Regions from separate parts of the Homo sapiens genome. Here region 2 is linked to region 1. A link is a contact called in ENCODE Hi-C or POLR2A ChIA-PET data. All regions are on one chromosome and are shown on one strand. The core of a region is the stretch at or near the end of the contact, and the rest is flanking DNA. Distances in the headings are between cores, read along the strand shown.

Evidence for each region. A loop is a pair of places that touch in the nucleus more often than their neighbours do. ChIA-PET counts read pairs that join two places held with the same protein, here RNA polymerase II (POLR2A). Pooled maps may share reads with other maps.
Region 2: a loop to region 1 is called in a map of OCI-LY7, with 4 times the contacts of the local background. The contact joins the enhancer-like site here to the promoter of DIAPH1-AS1 in region 1. A Hi-C loop is called at or near these places in 9 of 168 maps with a recorded cell type or tissue (CD8-positive, alpha-beta T cell, MCF 10A, OCI-LY7 and 5 more), 8 of 37 single-sample maps with no recorded cell type and 20 of 50 pooled maps. POLR2A ChIA-PET finds 5 or more read pairs at or near these places in 14 of 52 experiments (A673, AG04449, AG04450 and 10 more).

The regions. Positions count from the first base shown.
Region 1 is chr5:141,556,150-141,559,654 of GRCh38, forward strand. DIAPH1-AS1 (DIAPH1 antisense RNA 1) reads left to right here and starts at 2,162. Exons shown (of 3, transcript NR_038333.1): 1 at 2,162-2,338. The region is part of intron 18 of DIAPH1 (diaphanous related formin 1); the gene reads right to left. RefSeq lists enhancers at 1,140-1,992, 1,753-2,047.
Region 2 is chr5:141,507,825-141,511,587 of GRCh38, forward strand. It overlaps PCDHGA1 (protocadherin gamma subfamily A, 1), which reads left to right. Exons shown (of 4, transcript NM_018912.3): 4 at 3,123-3,763. The coding sequence ends at 3,349. It overlaps PCDHGA2 (protocadherin gamma subfamily A, 2), which reads left to right. Exons shown (of 4, transcript NM_018915.4): 4 at 3,123-3,763. The coding sequence ends at 3,349. PCDHGA3 (protocadherin gamma subfamily A, 3) reads left to right here. Exons shown (of 4, transcript NM_018916.4): 4 at 3,123-3,763. The coding sequence ends at 3,349. It overlaps PCDHGB1 (protocadherin gamma subfamily B, 1), which reads left to right. Exons shown (of 4, transcript NM_018922.3): 4 at 3,123-3,763. The coding sequence ends at 3,349. It also overlaps PCDHGA4, PCDHGB2, PCDHGA5, PCDHGB3, PCDHGA6 and PCDHGA7, and 13 more genes. Among named protein-coding and RNA genes, the nearest start is that of PCDHGC5, 21 kb to the left of the region's middle. RefSeq lists enhancers at 112-161, 1,017-1,517, 1,332-1,381, 2,692-2,781, 3,362-3,471. Within about 2 kb of position 1,412, at least 23 of the 41 ENCODE cell types and tissues checked have a DNase peak (open chromatin) inside an H3K27ac peak, as active enhancers do; they include A673, OCI-LY7, dorsolateral prefrontal cortex and 2 more, where a contact is called at or near this core.

The sequences.
Region 1 (3,505 bases), core at 912-3,411:
GGGAAGGACTAGCGATATTATAATCCTGAAGCCATAAAGGACTTTTCACCACATCCCCCCCGGCCCCAACACAGTATTATATTTTTTCTTTCTGTAAAAGTCCATGAAGTGCTGTTAATTCATTGAGTCTTACCAGGGAGAAAGCTGCTACTTAAGTAAAAAAAGTATTCGGGAAAAAAAAAGCTGATACTCTAGAATCACCATAGGGATGCAGCTATTACACAGTGGCCAAACACAGTTGTCCCAAAGCTTAAAAGCTCTCCTTTAATTCTTAGAACGGGTGAGGCCCACTTCTATGACCATGTTCTCCGTTGACGGCAGTGTGCAAACTTTTCTCAAGACTTTGGGTAACAGATTATCACGTCAGGAGAAAAGTAAGAGTCCAGCCCTTTCTCCCTCTGAAGGTGGCAGGGCATTGCTCCTTCACTTGGTCACCAATAGCCTCTGTGGGAAATCCTAAAGAAGAGGCTCTGCTCTGGCAAGAAGGGAAGTCTGGCTTTGTATCTTCTCAGTCCCAACCTGAGAGATCTTCTTTTTATTTATTTATTTATTTATTTTTTGAAATGGAGTCTCACTCTGTCACCCAGGCTTGAGTGCAGTGGTGCAATCTTGGCTCACCACAACCTCCGCCTCCCGGGTTCAAGCAATTCTCCTGCCTCAGCCTCCCGAGTAGCTGGAATTACAGGCATGCGCCACCAGGCGGCCCGGCTAATTTTTGTATTTTTAGTAGAGACGAGGTTTCGCCATATTGGCCAGGCTGGTCTCAAACTCCCAACCTCACGTGATCCGCCCGCCTCGGCCTCCCAAAGTGCTGGGATTACAGGCGTGAGTCACCGCGCCTGGCAGAGATCTTTTTAAAAGAAATTAAGTCTATAAATAAATTGCAAAATAAAAAATAAAAAAGAGCATAAGAGAGAACCTATAGAGACATCAACCAACTGCAATGTGTAGACTTTATTTGGCTCTGATTCAAATGAACTATTAAAAAAAACAACTATCATAAGATAATTTGGGAAATTTAATACTAACTGGCTATCTGATGATAAAGAATTTTTTAAATGTGATAATGGTAGTAATTATCTTCTTTTAAAAGTCCTAATTTTTTTGACACACATTCTGAACTGCTTAAGGATTAAATAATATGAACAAGGATACATGTAAAAATAATGGGTGGCAAAGACAAAGTTGATACAGGTATATGAAACAAGACTAGCTGTTGATTAAGTTTTTTAAATGGGTGATGGACATAGGGGTGTTCATACTAGTCTCTTTACATATATGTGTGTATGTGTGCGTGCATTTTTTTCACGGTTTCAAAAATAACATTTTTTAAAAAAATTCAGGACCATTTCCCTAGAGTCCTTGGGGCATTTGATTCTTCCCAGACAGCTAAGTGAAAGGGGTTCCTTTTTTTCTTCTTTTTTTGGGGGTATCTTTTCTTATCTGATCCTATAATTAAGAAAACTGCCCTAAACATCTCTGTAGCAAAAACACCTAAACCCAGGATTAGAGTCTAGATGAGGCAGAGGGGATGCCCTGGCCTGCTGCCTCAAAAGCTAGCACTCTGTCACTGTTAGTAGGTGTCCGGCAGCCAAACCATTTTGCTCTGTGCTCCGCTGGCAAGGACTTGCGGCATCGATTGCTCAGGATGCAGGCAGCCTGCAGCAAGGTGTGTCCCTGATGAGCAACTGCTGAGTAAAAGAGTACGTAGCTGCGCCTCAGCCAGTCTCCCTCCCTCTGCAAACCAGACTCCTCCTTTGCCTAACTCCTTTTTTTATTCCTGCGTCACAAATACAAAATGGAGTTAGCTGGGAGCAAAAACAATCTGTCTAAAATGGCTGAATGCGGTGGGGAGTGCCAGACAGTAAAGCGAAGGGAAAGGGCACCCCCTGGCGGCCAAGATAGGGAGTCTGTTTTATGTTCTTCACTACTTTTGCATTTCAAACGAATCAGTCCTACAGAGTCCAAGTTAATTTTGTCACAAATCTTGATGTTGAGCTCTAAAATTCAACTAATAGAAACTGAGGCACAAGAAGGGAAAATAATTTTCAGTCTCTAAAGACAAAGGGCACAAGTCAACAGCCCTGAGTTGCAGTTACTGCTTGGTTATGATCAGTAATAGTTTCTAGGAGACAACAGAACGGAAGGGAGGTCCTTTTATAGTACATGATTCCCCAGCTTCAATAATGGACTAATGACCCCCGGAATCCCACCGCTATAGCCTGCACTTCCCCAGGAATTCCTGTTTAAGGCGTCTCTCAATGAAGACCACAAACAGGAAATGGAGGAGTGGGGAGTTGCCTGACATCCTGGAAACTACGTTCTTAAAGAACTGCAGGTGGGAGTAAGTGGGATAGAAAAATGGGCTTTTCAAAAACTGTTGAGAACACGGACTGAGTCAGTTGTATCCGCACGGCTGGAAGACAGGCAGCTCCACCTAACCTCACTCACTTACTCAGGACCAAAACCCTACTTGCTCTGCCCAAGATAAAGCCTGCAGCATTTGTACCTATTCTACAGGGAACACCCTCCATTATCTTTATCTTACGCTACACCTCCCTTGAGTAAGCCAAGTACCTATGACTAAAAAAGAACATGTAAGAAAGGTGGAAAAAACAGAAATTATCTGGAAAAACTTGTGGGTACAAGTCATTAATGGTTGCCACTACTTAAATGAGGCTGCACAAATACGCCAGTTTATCCAACGTCCCTAAAGTGAGATAATGGCAACACATACAACACAGGTGCACAAAAATCACAAGTTGTTAAAAAAAAAAAAAAAAAGACTCTGGCATCACTATAGTTTTCTCTGAAGAAATAGGGTCTTTGTGGAAGAATCTTAGATCTCTCAGGCATATATGAAAGATCAGAACACTTAATAATCTCTCCAGGAAATAACTTTCTGTGAGGGTAACATAGCTATGGAATTGCCAAGTTCACCTAGCATACAATAAGCCATGTCTATTAAGCACTACATCAACTCTCTAATTCTGGGAAGAGGAGACAGTAAGAGGGTCTTAATGTTAATATAAGTGTTAATATAAGAAGCTGCCCAAATGGAGGACTTCTGATTTATATTCTTCATGGTTGTAATATACATAAGGGATAAATTCAGCACTTTAAAACAATCACTAAGGTATACATTATAGAAGGAAAAAATATCATGCCAACCGAATAGCAGTTATCCCTGCCCAAAGGTAACCGTATCACTGATACCTTGGCCAAAATATACAACTATCTGCAAAATCCCACAGAACTAGACCATTACAGATGTGCAAGCTGTAAGGAGGGACAGGGCAAACTGGCATTAATGAACAAACCTAAAGGACAAGAACAAAGCCACACAGAATCCCAAAGGAAGAACCAGATGCTGAGAGTTATAAAGAAGGGGACAGATATAAGTCTGGAAGGGTAGCAGAAAAGCAGTATTAAAAATCTGGGCACTTCACCAAGCATTTGGTCTTTCAGATAATATAGTCATTGAGTTTCCCACAGATACTTTCCC
Region 2 (3,763 bases), core at 162-2,661, 49 kb before region 1:
AGGTGGTGGGTCAGGCCCTGCTCTCACTTTCACACCCGCTTCCTAGCCCTGAAACCAGAGAGGTTCCTGAAGTCCAGCCCAGCCAGGCCTGTGGGGCTGCTGAGAGGGGTTAAGTAAGAGGGAGAGTAAAAACCGACACTTGGGAGGAGGCTTTTAAAATAAACATCTGCGGGGAGGGATGCTCTCAAGGAGGCTGCGGTTTGCAGCTCAGCCAGCTGTGTTCCAGCTAATCAGCCTCCTTGGGCTACTCTGGAGTTGCTGCCTTGGCCCTGGGATGGGGTAGGTTAAGAGGACAGAGGGAGGTCAGGGAGCTGGGGGCTGAGTTTCCCTGAGTAGAGGCTGGCACAGGAGAGAAGGCATCACCCCCACCTCGTCCAGGCCAGAAGATGTCCAGCTTCTTGAGGCTCTCCTAAGTCTGCCTCTCCTGGGACCAAGAGAAAATCCCGGTCCTTGACCAAGGTGGGCCTTGGGGGGAGTGGGGTGTAGAGGGAGGGGCACTGGAGAACTGACTCTACAGAAAGTCAAAGCTGGCAATCCAACTTCTTCCCCTCAGATTTATAGATGGGAAAACAGGCTTGAGCCACGCAGAGACTTGACCAAGCTCACACAGTTCCTTAGTGGCAGAGCAGAGCAAATATTCTCTTTCTTTTACATTCTGGATTTCCATATCTTCTCTCCCTCCTGGTCCAGCCCAACCTCAGGGCACCCCCCACGAGGTGGGCGGGGGATGGCTTTGTCACTTGCACCCACTCGGGGTGCTACTCAGAGATCTTGGGTGCACATAGGACGTGGGTGGGCCGAGCTTCTAGCTACTCCGTCAGGCCCTTCCTGTCATTCTGTCTCTGCCTCCCTTCTCCCTGCTTCTCCGTGTTCCTCCTCATTCTTTTCTGTGTGCAGGGAGACTACACCCCCCACCCCGCTCTTTCTCTGGCGCCTCTGAGGTCCCCCCTCTAGCCCCTAAATCACTCTGGAATCCTGGCTCTTTGAAGCCAGATCTGGGCCCCCCTCCCCTACCCCTTCCATTCCCAGGCTGGGAAAGGCTGAAGAGGCTGACGGCTGGAGGGGAGGGGGCGGGGCGGTGGCGGATCTGGCTTCCTTTTGGAGTTAATTAGGGAAAACAGAGAAATGTCAGCGGAATGAAAGGGCTGGGGGTGGGGGCCAGCTGGGGTAGGAGAGGAGGAAGTGGGCAGCTGCTCCCTCCCACTCAACCCCTCTCCCCCGCCCCCAGAAAGCTCTCAGCTCCGGGGATTTGCGACATGAAATGGGGGCTGTAGAAACCTGAGCGCTGGTGCGTGAAGAGAAAAACCGAGGCGCATCCCGGCTCTCCCCTCCCGTGTGCCCTCCTCCTCTTATGCCGGCTTGAAAATATTTCCTGTCTCTCTATTTCTCAATCCCTGGTTGATGTCCCAGGATTACTCAGCCTCTCCGGCTTTAGTCACTCTCGCTACCCGCTCCCAGGGTCCAGGGTGGAGGCAGAGGGAGGCTGGGAGAGAAGCTCTACTGCCAGCTGGGCCTGGGCTGGCCTGGGCATCCCTGAGGTTTTAACTGTCTCCTAACCACAGAGGATCTCAGGGCCTCCAGCAGCGAGCCCCAATGAGTCAAACTCTTGTTTCCTCCTCTCCCACCCCCGACCCAGTCAGGGCAGGTGAGGGGTAGAGGTGATGGCATGCTGGATGTGACGGTGTTGATGATGTATTGCACAGGATGAAGCACCATCTCATTTAGTCCTCACAGCAGCCTTCACAGTGCGTACAAATCAGCTGGCAATTCCGAGAGGCTGCATTCTAAACAAGTTCCTGGGTGATGCTGAGCCAGGGCCAGAGTGTGGACTTCTCTGGGCCCCAGTTTCTTCTTCTGTACAGTGGGACGTTGGACTGGAGGTGCTGTCTGATGTCACCTAGCTGTGGCACTCTGAGCCTGTGCCTAAAGTGTCCCTGAGATGTCTAGTCCCCGAGATCATCATCTCCTCAGCTTCATAGAGCCGAGCTCTTCTCCATCTTCTCTCTACCTCCCATTCACTCAGAACAGGGATAAGGTCCAAGCTGCTGGTGGTGATGGTGACTGACTGTCCCTTCCAGCATGCGCTTAGGTACACTTGGGCCTGAATGCCCCTCTAACAAATGCTACCGGGTATGGCCTTGGTCCTTCTAACACTTGGTTCCCTCATCTGTAAAATGAGGGTCATACCACATAGCTGGCTGGGCTGTTATGTAGAGGTTAAAAGTGATTGTGCATGTGAAGCATCCAGCAGAGTGCCTGGCACACAGTAGGTGCTCAAATGCTGTTTTGAAATACAAAAATTAGCTGGGCTAGTGGTGTGCACCTGTAATCTCAGCTACTCAGGAGGTTGAGGCAGGAGAATCACTTGAGCCCAGGAGGCAGAGGTTGCAGTGAGCCGGGATCGCGCCACTGCACTCCAGGCTGGGCGACAGAGCAGGACTCCATCTTAAAAAAAAAAAAAAAAAAATGCTGTTTTGAAATGGAGGCTTGGAAGAGCACTCTTCACCCCCACCCCACACACTTACTAACGGAACTACCGAATCTCTACTCGTGCCAGGCCTTGCTTGGCAAAGGCTAGGGGCATGTAAAGCCATGGTTTCATGGCTGCTGCCCTCCAGGAGCCCATGGTCTAGTGTGGGAGTCAGAGGCTCCCTTGAGAAAGCCAGGGCAAGGAACTGAGAGCCCGTGTCACAGCCCTGAGAGAAATACCAGCGAATGTGTTTTGAGCACTTACATCTACCAGGCACTATTTTACGTACCTGACATACATTTTCTTATTTAGCATTCACTAAAACCAGAAGAGGTGGTTACCATTATCATCCCCATTTTGCAGATGAGAAAACTGAAGTGGCATAAGGAGGTTAGGTAGACTTGCCCAGGATCACAGTGAGTAAGGAAAGGAGCTAGGAATCAAACCTAGACTTTCTCACTCCAGAGCCTCTTAACCTCTACCCTCAACTCTTGTGAAGAGAGACTACCTTGGTGACCCCTATATTCCCAGTGCTCAGCGTGGTCAAGGCCCAGGGTGCTGTATAGGCATTCATTAACTGCTGGGGATATAAGACAGTGACTGTTGAGGACCCTAAGTTTAGCTCCCACCTGATCTTCCTCTGTCTCTGCAGAAGCTGCTGATGGGAGCTCCACCCTGGGAGGGGGTGCCGGCACCATGGGATTGAGCGCCCGCTACGGACCCCAGTTCACCCTGCAGCACGTGCCCGACTACCGCCAGAATGTCTACATCCCAGGCAGCAATGCCACACTGACCAACGCAGCTGGCAAGCGGGATGGCAAGGCCCCAGCAGGTGGCAATGGCAACAAGAAGAAGTCGGGCAAGAAGGAGAAGAAGTAACATGGAGGCCAGGCCAAGAGCCACAGGGCGGCCTCTCCCCAACCAGCCCAGCTTCTCCTTACCTGCACCCAGGCCTCAGAGTTTCAGGGCTAACCCCCAGAATACTGGTAGGGGCCAAGGCCATGCTCCCCTTGGGAAACAGAAACAAGTGCCCAGTCAGCACCTACCCCTTCCCCCCCAGGGGGTTGAATATGCAAAAGCAGTTCCGCTGGGAACCCCCATCCAATCAACTGCTGTACCCATGGGGGTAGTGGGGTTACTGTAGACACCAAGAACCATTTGCCACACCCCGTTTAGTTACAGCTGAACTCCTCCATCTTCCAAATCAATCAGGCCCATCCATCCCATGCCTCCCTCCTCCCCACCCCACTCCAACAGTTCCTCTTTCCCGAGTAAGGTGGTTGGGGTGTTGAA